2 separate regions of the Homo sapiens genome follow, and region 1 is linked to region 2. Evidence: chromatin loops called from intact Hi-C (ENCODE). Cell type or tissue: ovary. All regions are shown on one strand. Links, peaks and the distances in the headings refer to the core of each region. The heading gives the core; the rest is flanking DNA. Region 1 holds the start of LOC124904485 (a long non-coding RNA gene). Region 2 holds the start of ADORA1 (adenosine A1 receptor).

Evidence for each region. Hi-C counts contacts between places; a loop is a spot of excess contacts. Peaks named below come from ENCODE experiments on the same cell type or tissue, not always from the same donor. Only the 100,000 strongest peaks of a DNase experiment are listed, where the experiment ranks them.
Region 1: a loop joins it to region 2, with 3 times the contacts of the local background. A loop is called at or near these places in 100 of 110 quality-filtered maps.

What each region holds. Positions count from the first base shown.
Region 1 is chr1:203,211,902-203,219,081 of GRCh38, forward strand. It overlaps CHIT1 (chitinase 1), which reads right to left. Exons shown (of 11, transcript NM_003465.3): 10 at 5,838-5,964; 11 at 4,178-5,232. The coding sequence ends at 4,988. LOC124904485 (a long non-coding RNA gene) reads right to left here and starts at 1,586. Exons shown (of 2, transcript XR_007066797.1): 1 at 1,252-1,586; 2 at 922-1,144. RefSeq lists enhancers at 3,431-4,187, 4,188-4,943, 4,944-5,699. In ovary, for the core only: a CTCF peak has its summit at 4,496 (motif pointing left); DNase peaks (open chromatin) are centred at 3,990 and 4,502.
Region 2 is chr1:203,125,678-203,132,857 of GRCh38, forward strand. ADORA1 (adenosine A1 receptor) reads left to right here and starts at 2,049. Exons shown (of 4, transcript NM_000674.3): 1 at 2,049-2,251; 2 at 2,601-2,755; 3 at 3,108-3,505. The coding sequence starts at 3,165. RefSeq lists an enhancer at 1,773-2,753. In ovary, for the core only: no CTCF peak of the experiment used is centred there; DNase peaks (open chromatin) are centred at 2,604 and 4,354; H3K4me3 peaks cover 891 bases.

The sequences.
Region 1 (7,180 bases), core at 1,555-6,554, 87 kb after region 2:
CACCAGCTGGAAACACCATGAGGGCAGGGTTCATTTCTGCATTTCCCTTAGGCCCTAGCACAGCTCCTGCCACATGGCAAGTGCTCAGGCAATGCTTATTGTTTTAAGCATCATTAAGATTTCATACTTAGGTAAACCATAAAATCAGATATTGTAGAGGACAAGAGCTGAGGCATGAAGGAGGGTGCACTGGGGAGAGCAACCAAAGACATGGGTGGGCCTGGGTCAGGCCCTGACTCCACTGCCGGCTTGACTTGGACACCGTGGTTTCTGCACCTGTGATCCCATGGGATTGACAGCAGAGATAAATGGACCTGAATATTAGTGTATGGCTGGACACAGAAGAAGTGCCCAATACTCATAACCTCTGAGGTCTAGACACCAAATAGCAGGGTAAGGAGATAAAAGAAATACATATGATTTTAACCTGGGGGAGGAAAGACAGCAGTGTTCTAGAAAGCAAACCTGGGCTCTGGGTCTCATCTAGACTGGCATCTAAATTGCAGTTTTAGGCCAGGCGTGGTGGCTCACGCCTGTAATCCCAGCACTTTGGGAAGCTGAGGTGGGCAGATCACTTGAGGTCAGGAGTTCGAGACCAGCCTGGCCAACATAGTGAAACCCCATCTCTACTAAAAATACCAAAAAATTTAGCTGGGTGTGGTGACATGCGCCTTTAATCCCAGCTACTTGGGAGGCTGAGGGACGAGAATCACTTGAACCCAGGAGACGGAGGCTGCAGTGAGCCAAGATTGCACCACTGCACTCCAGCCTGGGTGACAGAGTGACTCTGTCTCAATAATTAATTAATCAGCTAATTAATTGCAGCTTTGCCACATACTGCTTGTGTAACCCAAGGGAAACAGAAAATGACACGTCCTTTGCAGGGGTACCGTGAGGATTAAACGACACAGGTTAATTCACTTACTATTCATTCAGTAACTATTTATTGGATGTCTAATACATGCTTAGTATGGTCTCTGGTCATGCAACGAATGTTAATTCCCCTGTCTCTTTGAAGGAAGGACTAATGGCTGGACACTAATATTAAAAGAGTCAGTGGTATTCAATAGAAGGGCTTGGGAGAGTAGTGCTCTTGTCATGAAATAGCACTTCAGTCTGGAAATCCTCTAAGTGATTTCTGCACCTGAGGGTAAAAGAAGAAAAAAAGTCAGAAATTACATGGTTCAATATTTACTGAGCCTCAAACATGTGTCATGATTGGAGAGGACCACTTAAGACATTGTGCTTGACCTTAGGAGCTCGGAACCTAGGGGAGGAGTCTAACATCCACACAGATCACGGTGGCAGCATATGTCAGTGTGGTGGCCCAGTGGTCTAGTGTGGCAGGGAGGCAGTCACTGATGTCCAGGGCACCCGAGGATGTTTCCTGCAAGAGTAACCCAGGAGCTGACTGTCTCAGGGTGACTGGCAGTGGCCCGGTGGGGAAAGGAGGGATGGCACAGGCAGAAGTGAAGCACAGGTGGAGATGCGCTGGAGGAAGGCATGGCTTGTTTGGAGACTCCCGATGGTCCCCTGGGATACAGGTCACCACACTGGATATGGGACACCAAGGGTGCTTTCCTAGCAGCAACCTGGGGCAGAGGAGAGGGAGGATGTTGTACTGGACCATGCACGTGGACCATGCACTGGGCATAAGGGCATGACAGAGGCTGGGGCAGTCACCAAAGGTTGACTCTGAAGGTACAGTCCACAGGTTGGGGCAGTGGCCGGGAGCCCTAACCTCAGTCGGTATTAACTAAAAGGCCACCAGGCAAGTGGGGATTGAGGTGACAGTTGACATAAAGGATAGGGGAGCAGTCATTGCTCTGGAGGACTTGTCCATGGGGCCATGATCACCGCCATCAGACTAAGGGCCTACACGAGGCACCTGTGCCAGGGGAGAAATGGGGCCAAGGCAGGGCCTCTTGGGGACATTTAGAAGAGGGGACCAAGGCAGGACCATGTCCTATAAGCTGGGTTAACAAAGGCAGCCAGGGAAGAATTGCACCCAGATTTACCCCTGAGGACTGTGGATCTCAAAAGTGCATGGGCAAATCTTCCTTTGACTTGGGATCTCATCTCAAATGTGGCCTCTACTGAGCCTTCTGTGACCACACTGTGCACAGCAGTCCCCTCACCGCCATCCTTCACTCTCTAGCCATATCTTGTTTCCTTTCAGCACTCATTATTGCCTGGAAAGGTCTTATGTGCACGTTTGTTCACTGTCTGCCTCCCCCAACAGAATGTTAGCCTCAGGAAAGTAAAGCCCCGGCTCTTGTCCCTGCTGTGTCCAGCTGGACACCAGGCCTGCATGGACACTTGGTGTGTGCTGAGAAACTCAGCAGCAGCAGGAAGACTCCAGCCACATGGGGCTTCAAGGCCAAGGTGGAGTCAAAGGAGACAATCTGGCTGGGAACAATGGCTTACACCTGTAATCCCAACAGTTTGGGAGGCCAAGGCAGGAGGATCACTTGAGCCCAGGAGTTGGAGACCAGCCTGTGTAACATGACAAAACCCTGCCTCTACATAAAATACAAAATTTAGCAGGGCATGGTGGTGTGTACCTGTAGTCCCAGCTACCTGGGAGGCTGAGGTGGGAGGATCAGCTGAGCCCAGGAGGTCAAGGCTGCAGTGAGCTGTGATCGTGCCTCTGCACTCCAGCCTGGGTGACAGAGAGAGACCTTGTCTCAAGCAAACAACAGCAACCCCGTCTCTACTAAAAATACAAAAATTAGCCTGGTGTGGTGGCAGGTGCCTGTAGTCCCAGCTCCTCGGGAGGCTGAAGCAGGAGAATCGCTTGAGCCCAGGAGGTGGAGGTTGTAGTAAGCCGAGATCACGCCACTGCACTCCAACCTGGGCAACAGAGCGAGACTCTGTCTCAAAAAAAAAGAAAAAAACCAAAACCCAAAAAACAAAAACCAAACAAACAAACAAAAAACAAAACAAAACAAAAACAAACAAAAAGAGATAATCTGAACACAAATAGCTTTTCGAGAACTCTCATTGTTTCTGTCCTAGACAGGATTCATTCAGAAAATGGCGTGGGCCTGAGCTAGCCGGGTGACAGAGGGCTGTGGGAGTCCCACATGAGGAGCTGGCATGATGGTTGAGGTTAATGCTGACATCAGGGGTACCCAGCAACTGAACTGGGGTGGGGACGGCAGGAGAAGTGACCGGAGAAGACACGAGGGCCTGATAAAGTGTCTCAACCCTGTGCTGATGGGTGGGGACTTTCTCCTTTGGGCAGGGGAAGCCTGTCACTTCCCTTGCTTAGTTTTTAAGCAGGGGAACTGACAGGCTTAGATCTCTATTTTAGAAAGATTAAACTGGTTGCGATGTGGTGGCTGACTGGAAGAGGGGGTGGGCAGGAAGCAGGGAGGCCAGATAGAAGGTGGGTCCAGATATGAGATGATGCTGGTTCTAGCTGAGGGAGTGGCCATGAGTTTGTAGAGGAGCAGGGTGGATGTGAAGACCAGAGAGAGGCTGTGGCTAATGCTTTCCTGAGGGTAACAGTAGTGCAGGTGTAAGACTGCGTACTCAGGGAGGACTTTGGTTATTTGGATGCTTGTAGGAGGGCGCATTCTGCTAAAAGGAGACTACAGTTTTTGCTAAATCCTTGACAAACCCAGCTCACAGAAGTTGAAGAAAGGGCTGAGAAGGGAAGAGGGAGGGAGGGAATGAGCACTGATCATAGGGCAGGCGTGCACGACTTCACTGACTCCTCACATTTCTTCCATCCTACAGCAGAGGACTGAGGCTCTGCTTCTTTGCCTGAAGTCACACAGCTGGAGTGCAGCACGCCAGAAGTCACCCCTGCACCTGGACTCCACTCCTAACAGCTCGTTGGGATGTGGTTGGTGTATCCCTCAATTGAGACCTCAGGGGGCGGAGCACGTGCTCAAGCAGCTTGTGCTCTGGACTGAGGAGAGCAGGTTTCAAAATGCCCATGGACAGGCAGGCTGCCGGAGTGACGGGGACACTGTTCCTGCGCTCTGGTGCTGGGTTGACTCACATGGGGGGCCAAGCTGCCTCCCCCTCATCTCACCTGTCCCAGTCCCCAGCTGCCTTCCCAAGTCCCAACCAGAAACCAGCTTGGAGTGAATAACAGGCTGGACCATTAGGCTTTGTGCAGATTTTCTTCAAACAGAATGACCAAGGTGCAGCCCAAAGCAGCCAGGAATGTTGGGATGACTTTATTTAACCAGGACACCGTGTGCATGCTCTCTGGCCCATTTCAGGCCTTGGTTCTGGACTCAGAATTGGTTAGAATCAGTCTTCAGTTTAAATGCCTATAAAGTGAGAATAATCATTGTTCCTTCTTCATCTGGTGAACGGGGGCAGTAGGTGAGATAGGGCCTGCAAAGGGCCCAAACAGGATTTATCTCGAAGACCCCTGAGTACCAGGGGTCTGAATTCTTAGTGTAATGCTGAGTGGCTGCTCGCAGAGCGCTTAAATCAGGGAAAAGTTCTTCTCTGCTGCCATCTAGTGGCATTTTGGGAATAACACGTGCGTGAAGGTCCGCAGAAGCTCCTGTTTCCAGGCTTCTGAGCCAATAACCAAAGAACGTGTTGCACTTGGGGCCGCGCTCTGGCTGCCATCACCTGTGTACTGGAAACTGCCCACTGGCATATGGACTCATGGGGCAAGACCTGCCACAGGGCCTGGCACATCCTGCACGGACCACCTTCCCACCTGGCTCTGACCTGCGGATGTTTTGGAGTCAACAGTGTGCTTAGAGAGCCTCTTAAGTCACCACATCTTTGGGAAGAGGGGCACAAACCAAAGATTTATTTTGCAAGTGAAAGGGGCAGCCCAGGAGACCCAGAAAAAAGGAAGGCAAGGCTGAGAGCAGAAAGCCTGGATAAAGGAAGACCACAGAAAGGCCTGCAGGAGCCAGATTGCGGCCCCCAGGGAAAACCCAGGAGGCAGGCTGTAGAGTGATCCTGGGCCCAGCCTCAAAGCTGGGACTGGAGGGGCTTTAGCGACTCAATTCCAGGTGCAGCATTTGCAGGAGTTGCTGAACACCAGGCCTGTCGGGCAGCTTTGCTGGAACAGCCGCCCCGCTGCACAGCTGTAGAAGCTGGACCGTTCCCGAGGATTGGGATAGAGCCCATCAGCTTTGCCCTGGCAGAACGTGTCTTGTCCAGGGCTGGGGCCATGCTCAGGTTCAGAGGGCTGACCTGGTTTTGGAACTTCAAGCTCTGGGGTGCCTGAAGGCAAGTATGGAAGACCTGGGAAGACAGTGAAGATTCAACCAAGGCTCCCCCGAAGAGATCCCAAACCCACAGGCAGAGCACACAGGCAGCAACCATTGGCTGGCAGCAGCCCAGCACCACATGCCCTACAGGCTGAGTACAGCCAGATACCCCAGGCAGAGAACAGCCAGACAACAGCCATACCTACAGCTGAAGCACAGTGCCACAGGCAACACCTGGCCTCACATGTGACAGGCAGTTAAGGCTTTACCCATCTGCAAGCACAACCATATACTGCTGAGGGCAGGTGGGGGTGCCACGCTGCAGGCTAAGGGGAGGCTTTCTCCCAGGTAAGAGAGGAACAAGGTGCTGCTCCCAGTCTGGGGGCCCTCTGGAGGGAAGCCACGGTTACAACAACCCTGGGCAGGCATTGCTACAACCAGGAAGAGAAAGACCGCAAAAAGGAAAATTGTTTTGACAGTTTCCTTAGCTCCTGCGGGTACATGAAGCTTGGGAAATTACAGTATTGGGGCAAAGTCATTTCCTCAGAAGGACCCGGGACCTACAGTTCATTGGATGCATGGAGCTGTGTTTGTACCCCACCTCCAAATTCCACCACTGGCCCTGGGCCCCTTACTTACTCAGTTCCTGCCGTAGCGTCTGGATGAGGGGGTATCGGCCCTGGTTGCAGGAGAAGCCGGCAAAGTCATCTAAGTCCAGTGCCCAGACCATGGCCCCGCCCAGTCCCTTCTGCTTCAGATAGCTGACCTGTGCAGGGAGGGGATGCAGTGGAGGAGCCCGGGGAAGCCTGACCCGGCCACCCCAGAGCCTGGCTACCTCTTCTGGACAGGGCCCTTTTTGCTCCAGCAGCCTCAGGCCTGTGAGTGGCTGTAGATTCTGGAGACAGCCTTGGGCTGGGAGCCTGGATGCTGAGTCCTCATGCTGCTTGGACATCAGTCATTTTGCAGTCTCCTTGTCTTAACGTAAGCATGACCTGGGGTGGGGTGGGTGCAGTCGGGAGGAATAGTGTCAGTTGTGTGCACCTCCCTAAGTGGGAACCCTTCACCGCTTGGTCATGTGTGGGCTGAGCTGCTTTATTTAAGGGTATTGTATGCTGGTCAAGGTCAAGGTCAAGGTAAGTCCAGTTACCATAGGGAACAACTCAGATTTCCAAAAGATCTCAATCAAGGCTTGCTTCTCTGTCTTCATGTCTTTGTCTTCCCTGAGAGCCATCTTCCCTCCACCAGATTCCTGAGGCTTCCTGAGGGTATGACTGTGTGTTCCCTCAGAGTGGGATTCTCTGTCCTCTAACCCTGCCAGGGGGCCATGGTGCTTGATCCCTTGCTGGCCCCAGCCTCCCTTTCAGCTAGCTCCCTTCCTCTACCTGCCCTGCTTGGGGGTCCAGCTATGTGGGCCTACACTTTGTTTTCAGAGTCCAGCCTTTACTTTCTCTGCACCCGCGTCTTTGCTTGTGCAGTTGCCCGCTCCCTCACCCCTAAGAATGGCCACCTTCTATGCTTTAGGACTTATCTGAAATACCCTTCCACCGTGACCCCTTCTCCCATCTCCCCAGCCAGGATCGTGCCCCCCTGCAATTGTCCACCTCTAGAAGCTGCCGCTGTCAGCCACACATGATAGTTGATGTGGGATGTACAGATAAACTAGTGAAGCATCCGTCTTCAGGAGCTAACAGTTTCACAGGGGAAAATGGCATGAAACCAGGTAAATGCACCAATATTGGGCAGGAGAAGGGGGTCCTATAAGTAAAGCAAAAGGTCTGTAATTTGGACATGCACCAGATATTGCCAATGGGCTGAAGAAAGCTATATGTCTCACCATGTGTATTTCTCCTCTTCATATGTCTGTAGAATTTGTATGGTATTTAATAAAATAGAAATACTTTCCAGAGTGCTACTAAATGTAGAGCAATTTTTTGTCATTTTGTCTTTTCTGAGTCAATAGGTAGTAAAGGTACAAAATACTA
Region 2 (7,180 bases), core at 676-5,675:
GGTCACGCAGCCAGTGAGTGGCAGAGTAGAGCCTAGAAGCCAGCTTCCAGCTCTTCTGACTCTCGGTCAAGTGCTCTTTTCACCGCACCAAATGACCCTGCTGCCCAGGAGATCTCAGCACCGACCCTCCTACCTCCGTGTCAAGCCAGAGGACTGAGGAGACCGTGTGCTTCCCCCAAGGCAGCTTTCTGGAATAGACCCTGCCTTGGCCAGTTCTGTTGTCAAATAGGCTGGTCTAATCCCTGAGGCTGGGAACAGGCAGGGGTGGAAGGATGGAGAAGATAAGGGAAGAAGATTTTGGCTTATTTTGCCCAGAACTGAGAAACAAATTACCTACAGGCATTATGCAAATGCATCCACTACATGTCAGCAACCTGTGGTAAGATGAATCGGAGGTGGGAGTGTATGTGTATGGGAGGTGGTGGTGGGTGCTCAGTTGCCCTCCAGAGCTGAAGATGCTGTCAATAGTTAGACAGGGTGACCCCACTCACCCATCCCCGTCCCCAAGCTGGGCCCATCTGGGTCTTCACAGTCTCTTCTGACATCTAGTTGAGTGACCATTGGGAAGCTGAGTGTAAACTGAGAGAGAAAGCCTTGAGCCAAAAATGGCTTAAGTCAAGCAAAGGGTGGAGAGGCAGGGGATGGTCGCAAAGGCCTGCATGTCTGGGTGGCAGGGGGAGTAGGCAGGACGTCAGGTGCTGTTGGGCGTGTTGACAAAGTCAGCAGGGGAAGTGCAAGGGGACGAGGAGGAAGGAGAGTTTACACTTCCTAATTTCTCCAACTAGCTTCTAGGGAAGGAATGTAATTTTGCTGTCTGAGGCACTGATTCCTTGCTCCCCCTAAAGGCAGAAATGGAAGTTATTTTTCCCCACAGAGGGCTTCCCCCTCCTCCTCAGAAGACTCAACTGCCCTTCCTCCCTGCCTCCCAGCTACCCAGGTTCCGGGTCCCACATCATTCCTCACTGTGATTCAGTGCAGCCCCCAATGGGAGCAACGTGCCCACCCTCCTCTGGGCAGAACCCTTTTCCTTGCATTCTGAGATCCAGTGAGGGGGGCAGTACCCCCAGAGGCCAGGTTGGGTTGTGGCTAGCTAACATTGGGGTCCCCAGCCTGACTCTCTTTGCCTTCCTAGAACCCTTGCCCAATACCCACAAACAAGGATTTCTCAGGTTGGGATCTCTGCGAGGCATCCATCCATGTCCAGGGTCTGGTCATTAGTTAATATCAGTGGACTGCCTAAACCGAAACTGGCAGAAGGTGGCCAGGGGAGGGGTCTGGACCCAGTGGAGAGAGTCAGGAGCCTGGGATTCTTATTTTGGTCCTGTTAGGATTTGCCCTGTGACCCTCCGGAAGTCCCTTGCTTCCCTGAGCCTGCTTCTTTATCTGTAACATGAGGGGATTGGACTGGATGCCTTATGGCTTAGCGCTGTGCTATGAAGAGGAAGAAGGAGGAAGGAAAAGGAGCGCAGAGCGGGTTACACTGCCAGGAGATCCTGGGAAGCTAGGTCACTTCCCTGAGCCTCAGCATCCTTATCTGCAAAATAGAAATTGCTAATAGACTAAAAGGCAATTCTGAAAGATGGATGAGAAAGGAATATAATGACTCAGGGTAGAGCCTGCAAAACAATATGGGATGAGAAGATGCAGGGACTGGTTTCATGGAGAGAGCAGGGTTTTAGGATTGGGGGAGGGTGCCAGGGCTACCGACTGCTTTGGGAGATCCCAGAGGGGGCATTCTGAAGTCCTGCAGAAGAGATGCTGTGCCGTGAGGGGTGAGGGGTCGCTGGAGGCCAGACCAGGGCTCCCAGGAGTCCTGCATTGAGAAGGGAGAGAGTGGACACAGGAAGGATGCGCCTCTGTCCAGTCCTGAGGCTGGGCGCACACACCAGGCCCTTCGAAAAGCTCACATTTTTTCCAGCTTTTCTCACCCAGTATCACTTCCTTTGTTAAGAGGAGGGGGTGGGGGAGGAGACGGAGGATGAGGAGGGAGGGGCTGGCGGGTGCCGCCGCCGCCCCCGCCCCCTCCCGGTGTGCGGAGCCCGATTGTCACTCAGCTCCTGCGCCGGGGGCGACAGAGCCGCAGGCGCCCGAGTCGAGTCCCAGCCAGCTACCATCCCTCTGGAGCTTACCGGCCGGCCTTGGCTTCCCCAGGAATCCCTGGAGCTAGCGGCTGCTGAAGGCGTCGAGGTGTGGGGGCACTTGGACAGAACAGTCAGGCAGCCGGGAGCTCTGCCAGCTTTGGTGACCTTGGGTAAGTCTGAGTCTCGGTTCACCCCTGGGGCTCCCCAATGGGGGTGCAGGAGAGGGTTGAAAGAAGAGACCGGAATGCCCCCTTGGGGCAGGCCATGGGCAAGGTTCCCCGACAGAGCTGGAACGGGACCAGAGGACTGCTAAGATCCAGGCACCAGACGGGTCTCAAGTGGGTGGGCGCAGGGCAGGTGCGGGCACGCTGGGGAATAGGGAGAAACGCCCCAGCCTTGTCCTGGGCTCCGTCCCCAGACCCACGTCTGCCACCCCAGTCCCAGGTGCGAAACAGGGGCGCTACCTCTTTAAAAGCGTCCGGGGCTGAGTCTCTGCCGTACCATGTGATTGCTTGAAAGGCCGGGCTGGGAGCGCTGCGGCGGGAGCCGGAGGACTATGAGCTGCCGCGCGTTGTCCAGAGCCCAGCCCAGCCCTACCGCGCGCGGCCCGGAGCTCTGTTCCCTGGAACTTTGGGCACTGCCTCTGGGACCCCTGCCGGCCAGCAGGCAGGATGGTGAGCTCCCTGCATCCTGTTCTGTGCACAGGGGTGGGCAGAGCCAGTCATGGGAGACCCCTCTGTGCGTGTGTCTGTGTGTGCGCGCGCGCTGGGAGCTGCCTCACACCTGATAAAAAAGCCAGTGGAGGAGTGAGCGCTGCTATTTTAAGTTGCTGAATGGAACCTCTGGGAATGATAAAGGGAAGGGACAAAGATTAGGCAGAGAAGGGTCCGGGTGCCCCTCCAGCCTGGGTAGGAGCTGCATGTGACAAGTGGGACACATCACAGGGTACCTGGAGTTCCAGGGCAGCCTGAGCTCCCTGCCCCTCCCAGACGGGTCTCCCCATCCCAGGCTTCCCTGACCACACAGGTGCTTGCCTCGTGCCCCTTGGTGCCCGTCTGCTGATGTGCCCAGCCTGTGCCCGCCATGCCGCCCTCCATCTCAGCTTTCCAGGCCGCCTACATCGGCATCGAGGTGCTCATCGCCCTGGTCTCTGTGCCCGGGAACGTGCTGGTGATCTGGGCGGTGAAGGTGAACCAGGCGCTGCGGGATGCCACCTTCTGCTTCATCGTGTCGCTGGCGGTGGCTGATGTGGCCGTGGGTGCCCTGGTCATCCCCCTCGCCATCCTCATCAACATTGGGCCACAGACCTACTTCCACACCTGCCTCATGGTTGCCTGTCCGGTCCTCATCCTCACCCAGAGCTCCATCCTGGCCCTGCTGGCAATTGCTGTGGACCGCTACCTCCGGGTCAAGATCCCTCTCCGGTGAGTCCACAGCGCCGAAGGTACTCGCAGCACCACATGATGGCTGGCTTGAGGGCCATCTAGAAAGGAAAAAAGGTAGAGCATAAGACCCCAAGTAAGCCAGATGTTCTTTGGGCCATCGTGCTCCAGTCCTCACTCTGCCTTTCCGTGCTCCGCTCTGCAGGGCCAGAGAAACAGGAGGGGGATGGGTGGCTGGAGGACTGTACTGTGAACTTACCAGTGCCCATGACCTCAGAGCTGAAGCTCTTGCAGCCAGGGAACCTGAGGCTGCCTGTCAGGCCTGGGGTGGAGGTGGGAGATTTGGAAGAGCCACTAAGATGGGGTCACAGTGAGTGCTGGGTAGGAATGAGCTGAGCTCTGCCAGTCCCAGGGAAGAGGAAGAGGAAGAGGCAGAGAAGAGAGTTAGGGTGGGGTGGGAACATACTGAGGGTGGCACAACAGGGGCAGGAGTGCTGCTTCTCCAGCCAGACCACGGCAGGCTTCCCAAAGGCACGCTTTGGCTCTCTCATTCACCAGGTATCTCTGTGCTAGCCAGCTGTTCCTTCCAGGGCTTTCCAGCTGAACCCAACAGTCTGATTACCTTTGCCTCACTCCCACTTATGGGACCTCTGTTACAGACAGGAGGAAGGAAAAATGCTGGTGCCTACTTCTCATATTGCTGTTCTGTTGCAAAACCACCTCTTTGCTGGTCACAGTAGAGGTGCTTGTGCTGCTCCCAGGCAGCACTGGGATGGGTGGCCTGCTGGTGCCGTCCTCAGTGTGGGTGTCCAGCCCATGTTGGAGCTCCCTGCCAGGCCACAATCTCATCACCAGGCAGTGCCTTGGGCCACCAAGTGCCAGCGAGTGCCTGGGCATATTGCCAGGGACTGGCCCTGCTGGGACGCTCTTGTGAGGCATGCTTGCCCCCTCTTTGAATTCTTGCCCCCAGTAGATTCCTTTTCTCCTGGGGAGCTCTGGCCATCTCCAGCACCTGCCACCCCCGGCATAGCTTCTCTGGGATGTAGGGCCTCTGACCTCACTTGGCCCCTTGCCCGGGCAGGCCTAGGGACCCATGTTTCTCCCTTTGTGTTACATTTGTGCACATTTAACTTTTCAAAGCCTTTCTTACATGCATGATTTTTTCCTGTTATCATCACGCCGCTGTAAGGGAGGTGGAGCAGGAGCTTTTAAAGGGGGAAACTAAGACTCAGAGGGTCTCCTTGAAGCTCACTCAGAAGTGTGATCTAATTATCTGCCTTCCTTCCTGATTCCCCATGCCCAGTGGCTTGATGCCAGTCTCTCTGCCCTGTCTACCTCCCTCCACCCTCCAGGTTTTCCAGGGAAGGTGGGGTGAATAAGGGAACACAGCCAGAAGCCCCATAGGCTCATCCACTGAGGGGCCCACATGCTGCCATTAGTCCCAGGTTGCTGCTGGGCTGCACATATAAAGCTGGTCTCAGTGCATTAGAAGAGCGGGGCCTCTGAGCCTGGCCATTATAACGAAGTGTTGCCACATTTGGAAACTCATGCAGATGTCCAGCTGTAGGAAGGCTGCTGGAGAAATTCTGTCTGCTGAGTGAGTGTTAAGGTGAGCCAAAGGTCCCGTCTTGCTGTGACAGAATGCACCCTACTTGCCCTGTGGGGCTGGGATGGCTGCACTGGTGGGAACAGCAGACTTATTCCTTCAGGAGGCAGCTGCTGTGGCTTTGGAGCTGGGGTCCTGGGGAGCTGTCCTTTGAGGGTGGAGGCAGGGACCTGCACAGAGGCTGCCATGGGCCTGAGTTCAAATCCTTGCTGGGAATTTCTAGCTGTGCAAAAGTCACTTACCTAACCGCTTTAAGCTTTAATGTCCTTATGTATAAAAGGGAACATTAATAATAGTGCCTACTCCCTAGGGTTATTGGAATAATTTAATGAACTCATATATGCGAAGCACTTGTATTAATATTATGCCTCATATATGCAAGCCATAGGGAGGTCTTATTTGTAGTTTTATTGTCACTATTAACATATGGCTCAAGTGTGGCTGGATAGGTGAGCCCTACTCCTGCCACTCACGCTCTTAGGTGTCATTCGGTGTCAACACATACACACGAAGAAACACGCACACAAACACATACGCAACACATCTCCCAGGAGGTGTCTAAGTACTGTGAAGTTATATCTATACATGTTTCTACTCCTCTGGTGCAGTGTTGGTGCCTCAAGGCAGCATCCACATCTTATCTATTTCTGCAAATTCTTCAGAATGCCCAGCTCAGTGTCTGGCACATCACAGACCCTCAGTAAACGTTGATTGAATTGGCCAGGTTTACGGAACACACACAGTTGAGCCTCAAGCCTATCTTCCAGAAGTCTAACCTCTCACTTTCTTGCTGTGGGCTAGACCTGTCCCCACTTCTGATTCAGGGCCATGACCACAGATGCCCCCACTGGCTCAGCGTGGCTCCTTGACAGCCACACACCAGCAGTGCCTGGGAGTGTCCTGCCCCATGGAGAGGAGCCTTTCTCCTGAGTTAGGGAAAGGCTGCTGGGGCCTCACTTCTCAAGCAGGGATCCTGGCTGAGGTGTTGGGCCATTCTGGGCTCCTGCGTGGCACTGCCCAGGTCCCTTCCAGGAGGAACAGCATGCTTTGCTCCCCTCTACGTGGCTGGAGTCAGCAGGCTGCTGGGTCTACGAAACTCCTCTTGGCCAGAGGTCCCCAGGCACCAGGCTTGCTGCCCTGACATGCCAGTCAAAGGTAGATGTGGCCCTGGGCACAGAGAGTCGTACTGACCGAGCACTGGTGAGGCGTGTCTGGGGCACCCGGATACAGGTGTCTGCTGGCTATCACCAAGTGGGGCATGGTTTGGTCAGTCAACCACAAATTTTCTTTCTTTCTACTTGGCAGAAAACCAAGAGAGAAAAGAGATTCACACCATATAATATGATCCAGTTACAAAATTTTTTCTTTTTAAGCTCAAATTGTTGATTCATCAGTAACCTGTGGTCATTTGCATATAATTTGCACGCTATTTGCATAGCACCTCCCCATGCTTGGTAATTGAAGCCCTATTCCCCTCAGCTCCTGGTTCTAGGGAATCTCTATTATTTGTCCCTTAACCCCTCACCCAGAGCTTTCTTGGTGGCAATTTGGTGCCTACTCCCGAGGGCTAGTTGTAGGGAAGTGTGCCAACAGAGGGCTCCCTGACCAAACCTCTCTGTGGGAAGGAGACCCTAGCAAGGGGGCTGTCCATGGCCAGCTGGGTTGGAGTGGAGTGAGGGATGGTGGGTGTTTGCGAGTCAGGCAGACCTGAGTTTGAACCTTGCTCTGTTACTAATTAGCTATGCAACCTTTGATAAGTTATTCAGCCTCTCTGAGCCTTTCCCCTTCACCATCTGTTAAATGAAGGGGTTGGAGGTGGGGCATGGTGGCTCATGCCTGTAATCCCAGCACATTGGGAGGCTGAGATGGGTGTATCCCTTGAGACCAGGAGTTCGAGATCAGCCTGGACAACATGGTGAAACCCCATCACTACTAAAAATACCAAAAACAAATAGCTGGGCGTGGTGGCACATGCCTGTCATCCCAGCTACTTGGGAGGCTGAGACAGGAGAATCACTTGGACTTGGGAGGCGTATATTGCAGTGAGCCGAGATTGCGCCACTACACTCTAGCCTGGGCAACAGAGCAAGACTCTGTCTCAATATAAATAA